Linked DNA regions of Mus musculus: regions 2 and 3 are each linked to region 1. A link is a loop called in an ENCODE intact Hi-C map of the cell type or tissue named here. Cell type or tissue: left cerebral cortex. All regions are shown on one strand. Links, peaks and the distances in the headings refer to the core of each region. The heading gives the core; the rest is flanking DNA.

Evidence for each region. A loop is a pair of places that touch in the nucleus more often than their neighbours do. Peaks named below come from ENCODE experiments on the same cell type or tissue, not always from the same donor. Only the 100,000 strongest peaks of a DNase experiment are listed, where the experiment ranks them.
Region 2: it touches region 1 in a loop (2.3-fold over the local background); 9 of 42 quality-filtered maps call a loop at or near these places.
Region 3: a loop joins it to region 1, with 3 times the contacts of the local background. A loop is called at or near these places in 5 of 42 quality-filtered maps.

What each region holds. Positions count from the first base shown.
Region 1 is chr8:70,697,786-70,703,732 of GRCm38, reverse strand. Jund (jun D proto-oncogene) reads right to left here. Exons shown (of 1, transcript NM_010592.5): 1 at 3,117-5,947. The coding sequence starts at 4,675. The coding sequence ends at 3,650. It overlaps Iqcn (IQ motif containing N), which reads right to left and starts at 1,708. Exons shown (of 4, transcript NM_001370847.1): 1 at 162-1,708. In left cerebral cortex, for the core only: a CTCF peak has its summit at 2,921; DNase peaks (open chromatin) are centred at 2,992 and 3,746; H3K4me3 peaks cover 2,360 bases; H3K27ac peaks cover 1,837 bases.
Region 2 is chr8:70,627,362-70,633,308 of GRCm38, reverse strand. It overlaps Gdf15 (growth differentiation factor 15), which reads left to right and starts at 1,214. Exons shown (of 2, transcript NM_011819.3): 1 at 1,214-1,976; 2 at 3,135-3,916. The coding sequence starts at 1,697. The coding sequence ends at 3,766. It overlaps Gm34154 (a long non-coding RNA gene), which reads right to left and starts at 746. Exons shown (of 2, transcript XR_870495.2): 1 at 454-746. In left cerebral cortex, for the core only: CTCF peaks have their summits at 2,837 (motif pointing right) and 3,410; DNase peaks (open chromatin) are centred at 2,471, 2,935, 3,438 and 4,116; H3K4me3 peaks cover 948 bases; H3K27ac peaks cover 1,358 bases.
Region 3 is chr8:70,752,063-70,757,631 of GRCm38, reverse strand. Rab3a (RAB3A, member RAS oncogene family) reads right to left here and starts at 2,929. Exons shown (of 5, transcript NM_009001.7): 1 at 2,769-2,929; 2 at 1,549-1,776; 3 at 1,067-1,185; 4 at 370-494. The coding sequence starts at 1,776. In left cerebral cortex, for the core only: a CTCF peak has its summit at 5,435 (motif pointing right); DNase peaks (open chromatin) are centred at 4,267, 4,964 and 5,462; H3K4me3 peaks cover 737 bases; H3K27ac peaks cover 2,386 bases.

The sequences.
Region 1 (5,947 bases), core at 1,712-4,211:
ACATCTCTGAGACCCCTCTGCTCCATCTTAGTCACACAGAGCAAGCCCACCCTACCTTGGTGCTGGAGAAGGAAAACAGGCTCACAGGGTTGGTGCCCAAGGGACAGTACCATCATGGCTTGAGGGACCCAAATACAATCTCTAAGGGCCTAGCTACCTACCGCAGTCCAGAGAATGCAGACATTCTTGGCAAGAGCTGGGTGACAGAGTGTGGTACCCCCACCAGCCCACTCACCTATCCCCAGAGCTGAAGCCACCAGCCCTGACAGCCAGCCTTGGGAACCGGGGCACCCAAATGTCTTTATGACTCCAGGTGAGTTCCGACCAATCCCCAGCAGCATTTAGGGGAAAGGGTTCTAGAGCTTGGAACTGGGGCCCCTGACAGGACAAGAGGATCTGAGCTGTCCTGATGGTCCAACAGGGAAGGAAAATTAGGGCTCTGAGCATAGAGCTAGCCTTCCCCCCTCTTGCCTTGTGTTTGGAGGGAGTTCTGTCACCACCTGACATAGCTGCTGAGCCTCCAAGATGTCCTGGAGACATCTCCTGGAGGGCATGAAAAGACACGTGCAAAGCTTCATATGGCCTGCAACAGTCAAGCACCGAGAGTTTATGGATTTTGGTGAGTTCCAGGCCAGCCTGGGCTGCATATGGAGACCCTGTGTAGAAAAAAATAAAAGGTCATGCAGTGTGAGCCACAGCCCTAGGAGGGGGCAGATGGAGTGAAGCCAATGTTCTGGGCCACCTCCCCAGGCTGGGCTCATACCCAGTGTGAGTCATAGATGCTCCAGCCAAGGCTGACACACACCTTGGCCTATGCACAGCAGGCTCAAGCCAGAACCACTTCGCCTGGCCAAGGGGCTACTAGAACAAGGCCTCTATGCAAAGAGCAGACATACAACCCTGTGGCTTTTCCCTGCCTCTCTCCTCTGTCCTTTAGCTGTTGTGAGCACTTCTAGTGAGCCTTTTGTTTCTTTGGGCACCTAGATATGGTGGTCTTAGCCCATGTGCTAGATGAGACTCAGGGAAAGAAATGTACTTGAATTGCAGAGCCAGCCTTTCAATGCTGGGGAACAGAACTCTGAGCCCAGGCCCCCTGGGCACATGATGTGCTCTGTCAAGAGTCCTTGGTGTTTTGAGATAGGCTCCTTATATACCCCAGGCTGGACTGAAACTCATGGCCCTTCTGCCTCTACATTGCAAGTGCTTAAGTCACAGGCTTGCAGGGCCCAGCCTGGCTCTGATCAGCTGACTGGAAACACTCCCAACATCAACAAAACCTCATTGGGCCGCTGTGGTGGCACATGCCTTTAGTCCCAGAGGTGGGAAAAACTGAGTTCGAGGCCAGTCTGGGCTATACAGTAAGACATCATCTCAAACAACACAAATCTTTATAAAGATCCAGATTCCATCTAACACTACAAAAGCAGAACACTGCAGACACTGGTGTACATGGTATCCCAACATTTCAAGGGCCAAAGGAGAGGTCAGAGTTCAAATTTCTACTATGCTGTTCACAGCCTGTAGAACAGGTTTCTGGGCCACTGCTGTGTAATAGGGGTACAATAATCTTGGCCCAGCTGGGCAGTGGTGGCACACACCTTTGATCCCAGCACTTGGGAGGCAGAGGCAGGAGGATTTCTGAGTTTGAGGTCAGCTTGGTCTATAAAGTGAGTTCCAGGATAGCCAAGGCTACAGGAGAAAAACCCTGTCTCAAAAAAAAAAAAAAACCCACAAAACAACAATAATAATAATCATCTTGGCCCTGAGAGGGACAGGGAAGAGGGGAACCAAGATCAGGACACCCCCTTTTCAGAGCACATAAGATAGAGGCCCACAAAGGAAGAGTATAGCTTTCATAGCTGCTGCAAAACTCCACCATGGTACCCAAGCTGGAACTCTTATGTGCCCGAAGCTCAGGAGAGTGCCTGCCCAGGAAACTCAGCCCTGGGCTCCATCCTCACACTGTATGAACTAGATTGTCATCCCAGCATCCAGGGAACCTATGTTCAAGCCTTTTCATTACTAGCTTTAGTCTTACTAGACAGGGTGTGTAGCCTGGGCTGGTCTAGGATTGAGGAGTCTCCCGCCTCGGCCTCCCAAATGTTAGGATGATGCCAGAACCAAGCTGGACCCACAAGAGTTCCATTCAGGGCGGGCAGGCAGGCACTCAGCAGCTGTCTAGGGACACCTGCCACCCACTGGGACTTACCATGTGACCTATCACCCACAGTGACACCCTGAGAGCCTCAAGACCCAGGGTCTCAACAGCAGTGGCCAGGGCTGACAGGAAACTGTATATATAACATGGGGGAGGGGAGGGGAGACGAGACCTAGGGTCAGATGTTCCCACTGGGCTGAGCTGGACGACCTTGATTAATCTGCTCTAAGCCCAGGGCACTGAAAACGGAGATGAAACAGGCAGGTGTGATGGCACATACCTTTAACCCCAGCACTCAGGAAGCAGAGGCAGGGGGAGCTCTGGCTGGTCTGCATAGAAAGTTCCAGAACAGTCAAGACTACATGAAGTATCCTTGTCTCAAAAATAAAGATGCTATGTGACTCAAGACAATTGCTTTACTTCGCTGAATATTGTTTCCTCAAAATAGAGCAGGTGCTGCGAGAAGGGGGCGTGTCAGGGAGATATTTAAATGCACCTACATGATTCTAGGCTCCCACATAGACTTGCAGAGAAGGCTCTGGGTCTGAGGTACCCTTTGAAACCAACAAAGGCGAATAAAATCTAGTGAGCACAGGCTGCAAGCCCAGCTCTTTTCTGTATGGATGAATCCCGGAGGCCCCAAGCTTGTAAGCACTTCCTTCTGCCCCTTCCCATGTAGTCACTCTTCTTCCTAAAGGATATACCAGCTAAATTGATAGGCTAGTCCAGGATTGCGTCCTGGTGCCACCTGGACCTGGGCCGACAGCGTGCACCTAGGTGGCGCTCGCTGCGCAGCAGATGTGCAGGCACGGCCCGCGCCCACGCCGCGTTCCCCCCCCCCAGGGGGGGGGGGAAGAAGGGGAGGAAAGAGGTTAGAGGAGGAGGGAGGGGGATGGGAGAGGGCTAGCCCCGCCCACCCTCAGCCCAGGCGGGGGAAGAAGGAGGCGGACAGCCAAGCTGGCGTAACGAAGACTTTACTGAAAACACAAAACCGGCGAACCAAGGATTACGGAACAGGAATGTGGACTCGTAGCAAAACAAAACCAAACAAAAAGAGAGGGGATGGTGTCGGGAGGAGAGAGAGCGGGGGGGGGGGGAGGGGAGAGGGTTTTTTTTTTCTTCTTCCCGTTTCTTTAAAAAACCAACACAAGGAAACACACACTCAACACGCAACCAACGTTTGTTCCCGAGTAGAAACATAAATAGGGCGGAATCGGACACTCCCGTTCTCTCTTCCAAAAGGCAAAAAAAAAAGGAAAGGCAGAGCGTGAGGCTGCGCGCCCCTTAGAGCCCCTACTCGGAGGTACAAAGGGGCAGCCACGCGCAGGACTGGGGGTAGAGAGGCGGCGCGAGGGCGGGGGTCGTGCGCTCGGGTTCCCCATCCAGAGTTAAGGGGGGTCCGGCTTGTCGAGTCCGGGGGCACCGAGTCTCGAAAGAGTCCGGGGCGCCCCCCCACCGCAGCTAGTCCGCGCATGCGCCCCGCGCTCGGGCTCAGTACGCCGGGACCTGGTGCTGGGGCAGCAGCTGGCAGCCGCTGTTGACGTGGCTGAGGACTTTCTGTTTGAGCTGCGCCACCTGCTCGCGCAGCAGGCTGGCGGTGGACGCCAGCTCGGTGTTCTGGCTTTTGAGGGTCTTGACTTTCTCCTCCAGGCGCGAGATACGCTCCAGCTTGCGCTTGCGGCATTTGGAGGCGGCGATGCGGTTGCGCAGCCTCTTGCGCTCCGCCTTGATGCGTTCTTGCGTGTCCATGTCGATGGGCGACAGCGGAGGGCTGTCGCCGAAGCTCGGCACGTCCGGCACGGTCTGCGGCTCGTCCTTGAGCGCGGCCAGGCGCGGTGGATGCGGAGGTGGCGGCGGCCCCAGCGCGCCCGGGGGCGGCGGGAAGGGCACTGGCTCCGCGGCGAAAGCCACGGTGGCCGCGCCCCCAGGGGGCCCGGCGCCACCCGCGAAACTGCTCAGGTTGGCGTAGACCGGGGTCTCCGTGGCCCCGGGGGTGGCGGCCAGGTCGGCGGGCGCGGGAGGCGCGGGAGCCCCTGAGGTGGCCGCGGTGGCCGCACCCAGCTGGCTTTGCTTGTGCAGGTCCTCCAGCGCCTTGACGAAGCCTTCGGCGAACTCCTGCTCCTCGCTAGCTGCCACCTTCGGGTAGAGGAACTGCGTACTGGTCGGGGTAGTGGTCACCAGCCCGTTGGACTGGATGATCAGCCTCTCCAGCTCCGGCGACGCGAGTTTGAGCAGCCCAAGATCCGGCGAAGCCAGCAGCCCGTCGGGGGCGCCGTCGGGGCGCAGCGCAGAAGGTGCAGTGGCCGACCCTGGTTTCAATCCCGCCGCTCCCTGCTCCGCCAGGCTGAGCGTCAGCGCGTCTTTCTTCAGCATGCTGCTCGTCGGGGGCGCCCCGGGGAAAGCGCGGCCCGGGGGCGCGAAGCCACCACCGCCGGGGGCCCCAGTAGCACCAGCGACGCTCGACGCACCCGCAGCCAGGCCGCTCAGCGCCTCCTCGCCATAGAAGGGCGTTTCCATCCCCACCTTCCCCCGCCGCGCTCGGCCCCGGGGCGGGGGGAGTGGCCGCGGCCTCCCCGGGGGGCCCCGTATGCCCCCCAGTCCGCTGCCCGTACAGACCGGCTCCGATGCCGGCCGCTCTGCCCCGCGCCGCCCGCGCGCACTCTTATAGCCTCGGCCCCCGCGATGAGCTCACCGCCCCCGCTCGCCATTGGCGCGAGGTGACGTCGTTGATTTGCATAAAGGGGCGGGAGCGGGACGCCCTCGCCTGGTGGCGGCCGCTGTTGCCAAGAGCGACGCTCGCTACATGGCACAACAACGCGCTGCATTGTGGGTTGACGTCATGGGGGTGGGGCTGAACGCGGTTTGGCCGGGTCACCACGCCCAGCTTGGATTGCCGGGCAGGCTCTGTCCCTACCCTGCTGTTTCTTGCCTCTCCTCCCTTTCTCTTCCTCCCCTCTTTACTTCCCTCTAGATCTTGCCTCTCTGTTTCTCAAACTGGACCTCATCTGTGCGTCTATCTCTCCCCTGTCTCTGGCACTTCTGTGGCGTGATGTGTGGAGCCTCATAAACCCAGGCCCTCTGTGAAGCCACGCCCCGCGTCACGCCCACCGAAGGCACGCCCCTCGGGGGCCGGGCGCCGGCCAGGGTTCCTCCGGCTGGGAGCTGGCAGGTGTGGGCAGGAAGGGGGAGGCAGAGGAGGGTCCCTTGGAGAGTCCCCACAACTACTTAGCTCCTTGTCAGTTTCACAGGGTGGAGTCGAACGCCCTAAAAGCTGACCTCCTGCCTTTTCCTTGGGGAAACTGAGGATGGGATGTGTGGAGTCCAACTGCAGCCAGGGTAGCCATCAGTTGTAGGTTTTTTTCTTGATCTCGGTGAAAAAAAATTTTTTTAATCTTTGTTTTGGGTCAAGACAGGATCTCATCCTCTAGACTCCGCTATTCATGAACTTAACTTCAGTCCCCCTGTTTCATATTCCCAAGTGTGGCAGTAACAGGCCTGAGTCTCTTAACCTCGGCCTACAGATCTCGGTTTTTATTTTACATGCTGGTGTGTTTGTCTGTGTGGTTGTGTATCTGTGTTTGTCTGTGTAGGTATCTGTGCTTTGTGTGTGTGTGTGTCCAGGAAGGTCAGAGGAGAGTTGGGAGTCTGTTCTCCCCGGTGTGGCACTCTGGCTGTCCGACTTGGGTGCAGTCACGTTTACTTTCTAAGCCTACCCTATGGCCCTGGATTGGGACGTTTTGAAACAGAATCTCACTCTGTACCCCAGAATGACCTCCCGAACCCCCCAAA
Region 2 (5,947 bases), core at 2,001-4,500, 71 kb after region 1:
AGCTCCATATCTACGAAGCCATCTGCATCCCAAGAGACTTTGGGCCGTCCCCAGCCTCAGTTTCCCCACCTGTGACCCATGATGGTCCTGTCTCAACCTCTCATCTCACGCAGCAAGACAGCTGTATCCTGATCCTTGGCCTTTGCTCTGCAGCGCAGAGAGGCTGAGAAACTTGTCCAAGGTCACATGGGACCGCGGGATAGTCCCTCAATTTGTAGCGTGCACCCCCGGCCCCCGCTGTACCCCTACCCTGACGATGTAGACCACAGCAGCCTTTCACAGAAAGAGAAACTGAGGCTCAATGGCTGGCCTGGGACCAGAAGACTGCAGTATTATCCTCTGGGATATGATTCGGAGATCAGCAGCTCGCCCAGGGCAGAGAATCCAACTCTGAGACTTAAATTTGGGGGAAAACGGTCAGAGATGAACATAATCCCAGAACCCCACTCTCACCGGCCAGGTGGCCACCATGCTGTGCCTCCTCACAGAGTGCAGATACCTCAAAACTGCCCACAGCTGCGATCCCAAGGGCGGTGCCACCTCTCTCCACATTGATCTTTAAGAGTCACCCCCGTAGGCAAAGGGTCCTGGAGCAAACAGGTAGTTCTGGGCAGTGCATCAGGGGTGGGGCTTGGATCTGAGGAGGAGTGGTCTGGAATCAGTTTGGGGAGGGTTCTGGGGGTCATCCTGGTCTTGGACAAAGGAGATGGCGGGTGAAGACTTACCATGCACCTACCTTGTCTTCACAGGGGGACATGGAGTAACCCTAGTCAGTCATTAACCTGGAGTGACCCCACAGGTCAGAGGCCACCCAGCAGTATGTAAATACTGGGAGGGACCCCAGCAGGAGCCCTTGATGACACCTGGTGCCCCTCCTTGCTCACTCCTGTCTTCCCCAGAGGCCCTAACTACAGCCACTACCCTTTCAGGGCCCAGGCTGACCGTGGATGGGGCTCCTGGCACCTTCATCCTCCTCCTCCATCTTCTATCTGAGCCTGAGACGAACTGCCCACCCCCTCCAGCCACCTGCCGCCTCCTGTTTGGAAGGAGGCCCGCAGCAGATTTCCTCTTCCCTCCATTCCCAAGAGGAACCCCTGGTCTGGGGATACTGAGGCAGGCACAGGGCAGGGCACGTGTGAGCATCCAGTCATCCTGAAAGGTAAATCTGGTTCCTGAAGCGACAACTGTTCGTACAGGGTTTTGAAGGATTGGTAGGAGTCCCACAGAGGACACCGAAGAGGTGCAGTCCCTGATTTGTCCTTATGTCCCAGCCCATTTGGGCACGGCTGTAATGTCTACTCCTGGGACACTGAGGCATAGGGGTGACTTGCCTGAACTTGCCTTTTCTAGGTTTTCCTTGGCTTCACCTTTGATGGGGGTGGAGGGAGGAGGGAGGGAGAGAGGAGGAAAGAGAGAGGGAGAGAGTCCTGGTCCCAAGAGGAAGGAAGAAGCCACTTGAACTTCAGTCTGGACTCCATCACATGTTCTGTGGGGACGATCAGCCCTCACTCAGGTCCCAGCCCGGCGGTTTCCCTCCCTCCCACCCCCTCCCCCTGCGGAGCCCTGGGATTCCCGCCCGAATTAGCCTGGTCACCCGAGTTGGCATCGCACACGGGGGCGGAGCGGACAGAGTCCAGTGGGTATAAAGGCAGCTGCAGAGGGCTTAACTCAAAGACACACTCAGGACACAAGCGACATGGCCCCGCCCGCGCTCCAGGCCCAGCCTCCAGGCGGCTCTCAACTGAGGTTCCTGCTGTTCCTGCTGCTGTTGCTGCTGCTGCTGTCATGGCCATCGCAGGGGGACGCCCTGGCAATGCCTGAACAGCGACCCTCCGGCCCTGAGTCCCAACTCAACGCCGACGAGCTACGGGGTCGCTTCCAGGACCTGCTGAGCCGGCTGCATGCCAACCAGAGCCGAGAGGACTCGAACTCAGAACCAAGTCCTGACCCAGCTGTCCGGATACTCAGTCCAGAGGGTGAGTAGCAACCAGGGACCCACTTCAGGAACACCCTCTCCAAGCTCCAACCAACACACTCAAGTCCACGAGCCCAGCCCAGCTTCCGAGACTCAGTTTCCCCTGCTGTGACCTCTGGAGCTGCCAGCAGCGGGCTCAGCCAGAGTAGGACGGATGACCGTCCCTAGACCGGAGCTGGACAAATGATGTCCAGAGAGGTCAAGGTCGCTCCTGGAGATGCACAGCACTCGAGTTGGGGAGGACATGGGGGAAGGTTAGAGGGTCCTGGAGGGAAGAGGGAGGGACAGGAGCCAGGTTGGGAGCCAAACGGAAAGAACCTGCGGGAACTGGATCGGAAATCTGACGCAATCGCTTGTAAAGAGACTGCTACAGTAACAAGTGACAGTCGCTTGGATGGGAGGGAGGAGGATCCAGGGGACTGGACTCAGCTCTGGGACCCAGCAGGGCTGAGGGCGGGCCCAGGCTGATTTGGGTCACGCCCCCTTACAAATCCGCTAGGGTTGTGTGAATCCAAGCGAACTGTAGCTCTCCCTAAAGATCTGCAAAGCTACACTTGGATGTGGTGGCGCATGTCTGCCATCCTAACTACTCCGGGGGTTGAAGCAGAATTGCCTTGAGTTCAAGGCCAGCTGGGACTACAGAGTGAGAACCTCCCCAAATTTTATTTGTAGCCCAGGTCGATTTCAAACTCAGGGCAATCCTTCTGCCTCCATTTCCCAAGTTCTGGGAAGACAGGTGTAGGCAACCAAACCCTGCTTTAAAGAAAACCAACTTCTGTTTGTTAAACACTTTATTCAGAGGCTTGGGAAAAGGTTGGAGAGATCCATGCTGTCCTGCGCAGGGCAGACCTTAGGGATCTCTGTCGCTAAGAGCAAAATCAACTTTAAGCCAGAAGGTGGCGGTGTACGTCTTTAATCCCAGCACGAGGGTTTGGGGTGGGGGTGAGGGGTGGCACAGAACAGGCAAATATCTGTGAGTTCAAGGCCAGCCTGGCCTACATGGAGAGTTACCAGGACAGCCAGGGCTATACTGAGAGACCTATGTTTGACATCTGTGCAGACCCTGTGGTCGGCGGGAGTGGCACATTTGCACAGGGGCACATCTGTGCCTGGCACACCCTAAGGACATGAGTAACCGGTGTTCTGGTTTCTTCTGCAGTGAGATTGGGGTCCCACGGCCAGCTGCTACTCCGCGTCAACCGGGCGTCGCTGAGTCAGGGTCTCCCCGAAGCCTACCGCGTGCACCGAGCGCTGCTCCTGCTGACGCCGACGGCCCGCCCCTGGGACATCACTAGGCCCCTGAAGCGTGCGCTCAGCCTCCGGGGACCCCGTGCTCCCGCATTACGCCTGCGCCTGACGCCGCCTCCGGACCTGGCTATGCTGCCCTCTGGCGGCACGCAGCTGGAACTGCGCTTACGGGTAGCCGCCGGCAGGGGGCGCCGAAGCGCGCATGCGCACCCAAGAGACTCGTGCCCACTGGGTCCGGGGCGCTGCTGTCACTTGGAGACTGTGCAGGCAACTCTTGAAGACTTGGGCTGGAGCGACTGGGTGCTGTCCCCGCGCCAGCTGCAGCTGAGCATGTGCGTGGGCGAGTGTCCCCACCTGTATCGCTCCGCGAACACGCATGCGCAGATCAAAGCACGCCTGCATGGCCTGCAGCCTGACAAGGTGCCTGCCCCGTGCTGTGTCCCCTCCAGCTACACCCCGGTGGTTCTTATGCACAGGACAGACAGTGGTGTGTCACTGCAGACTTATGATGACCTGGTGGCCCGGGGCTGCCACTGCGCTTGAGCACCGGGCCCTGCTCCTCACCTACACTCCCCTTCAAGGATGCTATTTATATTTGTATTTATTAATATTATTAATTTATTGGGGTCGGGCTGGGTGGATGGATTGTGTATTTATTTAAAACTCTGCTAATAAAGGTGAGCTTGGTTTCTATAGGCGTCTCAGTGACCTTGGCATGATACCCACCTCCCTAGCCTCAGGTTCCCTAGTGACCTGAGAAGAGGAACAGAAGACAGGCTTCCATTAGTCCGGCCTCAAGGAGATTTTATTGACTGACAGCTGATGTGGGAGGGACCAGCCAGTACCCGGTGGTCCTGGGTGTTTGAGCAGCAAGGAGGAGGGAGGCAGTTTGCAGCTCATCTCTACAGCCTCTGCTTCAGCTCCCGCCTAGGTTTCCCCAGAAAGTCGCCTTCCTCCCATCACGCCTTCAAACCAGGCCTAACATCCCAGAATTAGGGGGGCCTCTGACTAGGTTGGGGTTTAAGGGAACCTGGAACAGCTTGAGGTGTCATAACTTCTTGAAACACACAAAACTCTGGCTCTGGGTCTTAATATTATTAGTCAGGGTTCTCTAGATTCGCAGTACTCATAGAATGAATCTATATACATATATACACACACGATATATATATCCTCTAGAGATCTAGAGAGGGAGTGTTATTGGAATAAATTGTAGGCTGTAGTCGAGATTATTCAACAATAGTTAGCTGTGAGTGAAAAGTGTAAGAATCCAGTAGTTGCTCTGTCTACAAGACTGGGTATCTCAGCTAGTCTTCAGTATGTGCTGGAGTCTTGAAGTAGGCTCCAGTGCCAGTGAAGGAATGGATGTGCAAGCAAGGCAAGGACAAGCAGGCAAAGAGCAGAAGCTTCCTTCTTCCATTGTCCTAATATAAGTTTCCAGCAGAAAAAAATCGGGATCAAAGGCATGGCATGAGCCTTCTCTGAAAGGTCCGACAAGAAATGGATCTTCCATGGTCAGTTTAGTCTGAGCCCTTGGGAGGTAGAGGCAGGACGATTTCTATGAGTTCCAGAACAGCCCAGGCTACACAGAGAGACCCTGCCTAGTAGAAATTGCTCACAGGTGTGTGTGTGTGTCCTCCAGTTTTGAGTTTAACTCCAGGTTCTGTCAAGGTGACAACCTGGAGTCACCACAGCACTGAAGGGGCCTTAAGTGTACTCTGTCTGGTGAGCAGTGGTCCCTGGTGGGAAGGACAGAAGGGAAGGAAAAGGGACATACAGAGAGGCAGGAAGAGCCACACAGGATGGAGTCTCAGACCCAGGATCTGGAACCAGGGAGTCTTGGGGGTGGCAGGAGGAATGGATGAAAAGACAGCGTTGTGACCTGTTGGAGCATCAGGAGAAGAAGGGAGAAAAGGGGAAAGGAATGAGATGAGGGGAAGGGAAGGGGAAAGAGCCCTGGGAGCTGAGGATGTCACTGAGGCCTTGTGGAAAGGTGGGCTGTGAGAGGAAGCCTGGTAAGGTTGAGCTAAGGTTAGAAACCCCCATGACCCTGCATGGATGGTAGGTAGTTTGCCTGTTTCTGGGCACCAAGGTTCCTGTCACGTGGCTACAGCCCCCCAAAGTCCCCCTCGTAGAGTGGTTTGTGGCCATCAGTCATGTAAGACCAGCACCCCAAGTCCCTCACATGTAGATTAAGGTATCCCCAAACTCTCAGACCAATCCAATGGAAAGTACCTGCTGTCAGACCCTGACCCACCCCAAAACTGTATATAAGAATCCTATCCGGGGGCTGGTGAGATGGCTCAGTGGCTAAGAGCACCCGACTGCTCTTCCGAAGGTCCGAAGTTCAAATCCCAGCAACCACATGGTGGCTCACAACCACCCGTAATGAGATCTGATGCCCTCTTCTGGTGTGTCTGAAGACAGCTACAGTGTACTTACATATAATAAATAAATAAATCTTTAAAAAAAAAAAAAAAGAATCCTATCTGGGCTGGTGAGATGGCTCAGTGGGTAAGAGCACCCGACTGCTCTTCCGAAGGTCCGGAGTTCAAATCCCAGCAACCACATGGTGGCTCACAACCATCGGTAATGAGATCTGACTCCCTCTTCTGGAGTGTCTGAAGACAGCTACAGTGTACTTACATATAATCAATAAATAAATCTTTAAAAAAAAAAAAAGAATCCTATCCAGAAGGAATAAAGAATTTCTTATGAGAGCTT
Region 3 (5,569 bases), core at 3,070-5,569, 53 kb before region 1:
TTCCTCTAAGGGGCGATCACGCACCACTGTCACGACTCTGCCTATACCAACCTTCCCATACAGGCATGTTGTGCCTGCTCCGGGAAGCCAGGCTTAGCCTCTTCCACCCATTTCTCTTTCTAGTTCGAAAACTTCACAGGCCCAGTACCTTGAAGGTAGCTCATGGCTGACAGCTGACAGCCAACATGGCAAGCACCTCCATGTCCATCAAGACCCATGGTAAAGCCTCCTGGATAAGGCCTAGTTTTCTCAAGTGCAAACCCCCTGGATTCAAGCCCATGTCCTGATCAGTGAGACACTGGGTGTGTAGCTATCAGGTATCCAGGTCTCTGGTCCAGCCTGGTAAGGGCCACAGTCCTCAGTACTCACCCAGGTGGTCAGCCAGCTGCCGGCCACGCTCTGAGGACACCACTCGCTCATCTTCCATGTCACACTTGTTTCCCACCAGCAGCACCTGGGCATTGTCCCACGAGTAAGTTTTGATCTGAGTGGACCTGCAGAGACAGCCAGAGGCTGAAGAGGAAGCCGGAGGACCTGGCCCCATCCCCGAGTCTCTGCCTGTGTCTAGCCCTTGCAGGAGAGACCACTGCCCCTTGGTAACTGAGTCCAGCCTATCTCACTCAGACCTCTCCATCTTCCCAAAGCTGGGAAGATGGGCCGGTGTCCACTACACCAAATGTCAAGACCTGGGGGAGTTAATTTTTGGTGCTGTGGCTGGAATCCAGGTTCTCATACATTTGAGGTAAGCGCTTGGCCAGAGAATCACTTGACCTCAGACAAGTGAGCTAACGTGGTTCTCCTGCCTGGGCTACCTGGGTAGAGATCAGTGGGAGGTTCCTTGTCTACTCACTGGTTACCTTGTGTGCTTCCACAACCTCAAGCCTTGGGAACAGCCACATGGCTTGTCCCACCAGAGGCCTACTCTTGGTTGTCTTTTGGCCATGCTGGGGACGAACCCAAGGCTTTGTCCTGGCCAAGCAGGCACCCTACCAACTAAGCTTAGCTAAGCTTAGCTAAGTCACCTCCAATCCCAGCCTTGTGTTTTCTGAGTAGGTGGGCTGCTCACCAGTCCTGCACTGCATTAAATGACTCCTCATTGGTGATGTCATACATTAGGATGAAGCCCATGGCGCCTCGGTAATAGGCTGTGGTGATGGTGCGGTACCGCTCTTGCCCTGCTGTGTCCTGGGGAAAAGAGGGATAGGTCAGAAGGGACCTCGCAGCAGCCCCCGAGAGAAAAACGTGCTCCAAGGTTGTCCAGCAACCACTTTGAGGCCCGGGGACAGTGGGTCAGGAAAAGCAGACAGTGACCCAAATGGGTCACTGCAAGGCCACTTAGTCACTCAACAAACATGTACTGGGTGCTGCCTGAATGCCCTGTGCCACACTATGCTAGAAGATGAGTGGGGATGCTCGGGACTTAGGAAAACGGGAAGCTCATACTGGGATGGAGATGCAGGCCTTAAATCCCAGCGCCAGCCGATGGCTAGCCTCAGCTTCCTTTTGTGGGGGTTGGCAGGAAGACATCTCCCCTCCAGCCCTACACACCCAGATCTGCAGCTTGATCCTCTTGTCGTTGCGGTAGATGGTTTTGACCTTGAAGTCTATGCCAACGGTGCTGACAAAGGCTGGAGTGAAGGAGTCATCTGCGTAGCGGAAGAGGAACGAGGTTTTGCCCACGCTGCTGTTCCCAATGATCAGGATCTTGAACATATAGTCGAAGTTCTGGTCTGAGGACTCCTTCTGCCCATAGCGAGAGTCTGTGGCGGAAGCCATCTGCGGGAGGCGTGGCACAGAGGGCCTGAGGGGAGCATCAGGACCACGCACAGGGTGGGCACGGCACAGGGGTAGGTGAGGATACCCCCCAATGTCACATGCTCAACCCCCCCAACCAACATAAGGCAGAGCTGTGACCTTGACAGCACCAAGGTTTTAAGCAGGCTGTGAACCTCAGATTCCCCTGTACCCTGAGGGAAGACTGAGCCTCCTCTGCCTTCCCATCAGTCTCTCACAGAGACCCACACCGGAACATGAATACAGGAGGATCCCCAGTTCTCGCTCATCCTTATTTTTCTCCTGCAAGAACTGGGGCCCTGAGATAGCCACATCACGTGACGAAGACAGGATGAACGTAGGCTCACACACACAAAATCGCGAGCACAAGAGCGCGCACGCATACACACACACACACACACACAAGCACAATGAAGCATCTAGGGCAGGCAGACCCAAACACCTGCCCTGCATGCAAGAGTGGTGCTAACAGGCGAAACAAGCAGACATGTATGGTGTGTGCAAGCCCATGTGTGAGCACAGCTCCCTGCACCAATGCACGACTGTACCTGGCCATCCGGGAGGACACACCACACACGCGCATGGCTCCACACGCGTGTGAGCACATACTTGAACTAAGATCCACGCGCACCGCGCACGCGGACCATGCACGCACAACGTATCACAAGTGTGCACGCTGCGCGTCCTGCGGTCACTCGAGCCTCTCCATGCCCAGCGGGCGCGCACACGCGTGTTCACCCCACGAGCACGAGCACGCACAAGCCTCCCGCAAGGCCTGGCTTTCCCCTCCCCCTCTGTCGCAGAGCCCGGGCCCCAGGTGCCAGGTTAAGGGCGAGGGGTGCGGGATGCGGGACCAAGAATGCCAAATGCGAGACCCATAGCCACTACACCCGAGTTGCGCTCCCCTTGATCCCCCAGCTGTCAGTGAAACGCGGGCTCCTCAGTGTGTGGACCTGGGTTGCGCTCACCCTTACCCTCTCTAAGCTGAGACAACGCTGGCGACGGCGACCGTGGCGACTGCGCTGGCGACCGGGCCCCAGAAGAGGATGCGGGGGATGCAGGCGGCGGCGGGGGCTGCAGGCGGCAGCGGAGGAGGCTCAGGCCCCTGCAGTCCTAGCTGACGTCCTGCAAAGCCAGGGGCGGGGCTTTCTATGCAAACGAAGCTGTGACGTTAGGGGAGGGACTGCATCGACAGCCGCGGGACCACACTGGCCTGCGCCGGCAGAAGAGGGGCAGGGCCTGGTAAGCCACTGGAAGACGGGGCTCTAGGGAGGCATGAAGTTTCCATTGGCTGATGCTCTCGAGCGACGGACCGAATATCAAATCAGCGATTCCTACGTCTTTAGAGGCCCAATGGTGACTGCTAGGTGTTTGAAGGGCGGAGAGGCTGAGGCCAGGACCTAGCTCTGGTTGGAAACTTGTGGTTAGAAGTCCTTGCTTTTGAGACGTGAAGCACTCAGGAGTTTAGGTTTTGTTTTGAGAAATGGTCTCAAGTAACAAGCTGGTCTCGAACTTGCCAAGTAGCAGAGGCTGATCTTGAACTCTTGATCCTCCCGCCTGCACCTCACAAGTGTTGGATTGGCAGGCATACATCTTGATTACATTTTAGGGCTCAAAAAACTCATTAAAGACCACACAGAATTTTTAGTCCCAGCACTCAGAAGGGAGATGGAGGCAGATCTCTGTGAGTTCGAGGCCAGCCTGGTCTACAACGTGAGTTCCAGGACAGCAGGACTATGAAGAGAAACTTTGTCTCAAAAAACAAAATAAACAAGCAAATAAATAAATAATTTTTAAAAAAAGAAAGAAAGAAAGAACTGTTTTTTGATGGGCTGAGGATAATTCTCAGTTTGGTGGGGAACCTGCATCACAAAGACCTGGGTTGATCCAGGCTCCTGTTCTCTGCACTGGGAGGAGAAGGGAAGGAGGGGAGAAGCAGAAGTCCAAGGTGATCCTCAGTTACATAGTGTCTTAAAGTCAGCTTGATCCACATAAAACCCTGCCTCAAAGAAATAAAGGAGAAAATCCGGTCTGTGCAAAGAGAAAAGGGTCTGATGAGTCCCCAGAGAACCCCTTGCTTCCTTGCGCACTTAGGGCTCAGAAGTATCCTGACCCATAAGTCTTCCAAAATTGTAATGAAAGACCAAGGAAGCAGAGAAGATTCAAGAGTAGCTGCCCAACGCCCTTTACGATATGGACACTGGGACCCGGGTAACCCTGTGTCTCAGGAAGGTGGGCGCAGAAATGCAGACTTCCAAGCCGCTATGATACACACGACTCATTCCTGCAAATCTGCCTGTCAAGGTGGGAATCTGGGGTCTATCCTATTCTTCCTCTCCGTGCGGCCGGGCAGGGTCCCCATCGCTTCCATTCCCACAGGAAGCAGAACTGGGAACGTGTCCTGGCCCTGTTTATAGACCTCCCCGCCAGCTGCGGAGGCGCCAATGGACCAGAATAACTTGTCGCCTGGATGCTCGTCCACCCCCGCGAGGAGCCTGGAGCCCCGCCCAATCCGGGGCCGCTGGAGGAAGCTTATTTCCTGCTTCCCCTGCACTTCATGCAGAGACACAAAGTGACCATCAGTTTGTTACTTAGCGAGCTCCGGGCCCACGCGGAGGCTACTGTGGGGACCGGGACCGGGTTTGAGGACAGAAAGGGTGCAGGAGGAGCCTGGGACACTGGAGCCTGATTTGGATTTATTCCGAAGGGATAAGGTTAGGGGAGGAACCCATTTGCTTCCACCACCAAGCAAGGGCTCCAGGAGAACTGTGCTGGTAGCTCAGTAGGTGGCAAGGCTTCATCGGAACACTTGGAAAGCTGAGGCAGGAGGGTTGTTGAGTTCTTTATCATCCTGGATCACAAAGTGAGACCCTGTTTCATACTATAAACGTGTGCGGGGAAACTGCTGGCATGGTAACAGAAACCTTTAATTACACAGCACTTGGGAATTTCTGAGTTTGAGGCTCCCCAGAGAGGACAGCACAGCTGTCTGGAAGAATGAAGCAAGTGTGTTAAAGGCCTGGGCAAACAAGAGCACAGGCAGAAGAAGGGACAGAGGGAAGCTGTTCCTCAAATCTTTCTAAGTTATATTCATTTATTTGTGTTGGAAAGAGGGGAGTGTCACAGGACAACCTAGGAAGTCAGTTCTTTCCTTCCAGCACAAGTCCTAGGAATGGAACTCACGTCATCAGGTTTGTGTGACTTCCAAATTCTCCCACAGTGAACACACATGACTTTGTTTAACAAGAAATCTCTAAGGGTCGCCTCTTAAGACATCTGGAAGGAAGAAGGAAATGTTCCAGTGTGTGACCCCAGATGGCCTTTTGTGCCTCCTGGGGATGAATAGCCCGAGTCATAATATTTACAGAGGAAGTCGCCTGCCACTCTGGCTCCTTGGAGGCCTTGGTCAGGTGCAGAGTTACAGGCTCAGAGGGAAAAAGGAAAAGGGAAAGAGAGGGACCCCCCCCCCCCCATGGCACATGCCTGTTACCCCAGCCAAGCACTCGAATGGTGGAGGCAAGAAAATAACGTTAGTGTCATCCTCTGCGGCAAACAAGTCTGACATTAGAACTTGAGACCATGAGACCTTGTCTCAAAACGGCCAAAGAACTGTTTGGAAAACAAACAGGGAATCAGTCATACCGCCAGGGGGCACCAGTGCCCACTCTTAGTATATAAGCTCTGAGGGACTAGTTATGACTCAGTTTCCACACAAGAGAATGAGTAGGTGTCGCGGCTATTCCTGGTTGTCAACTTGACTATATCTGGAATGAAC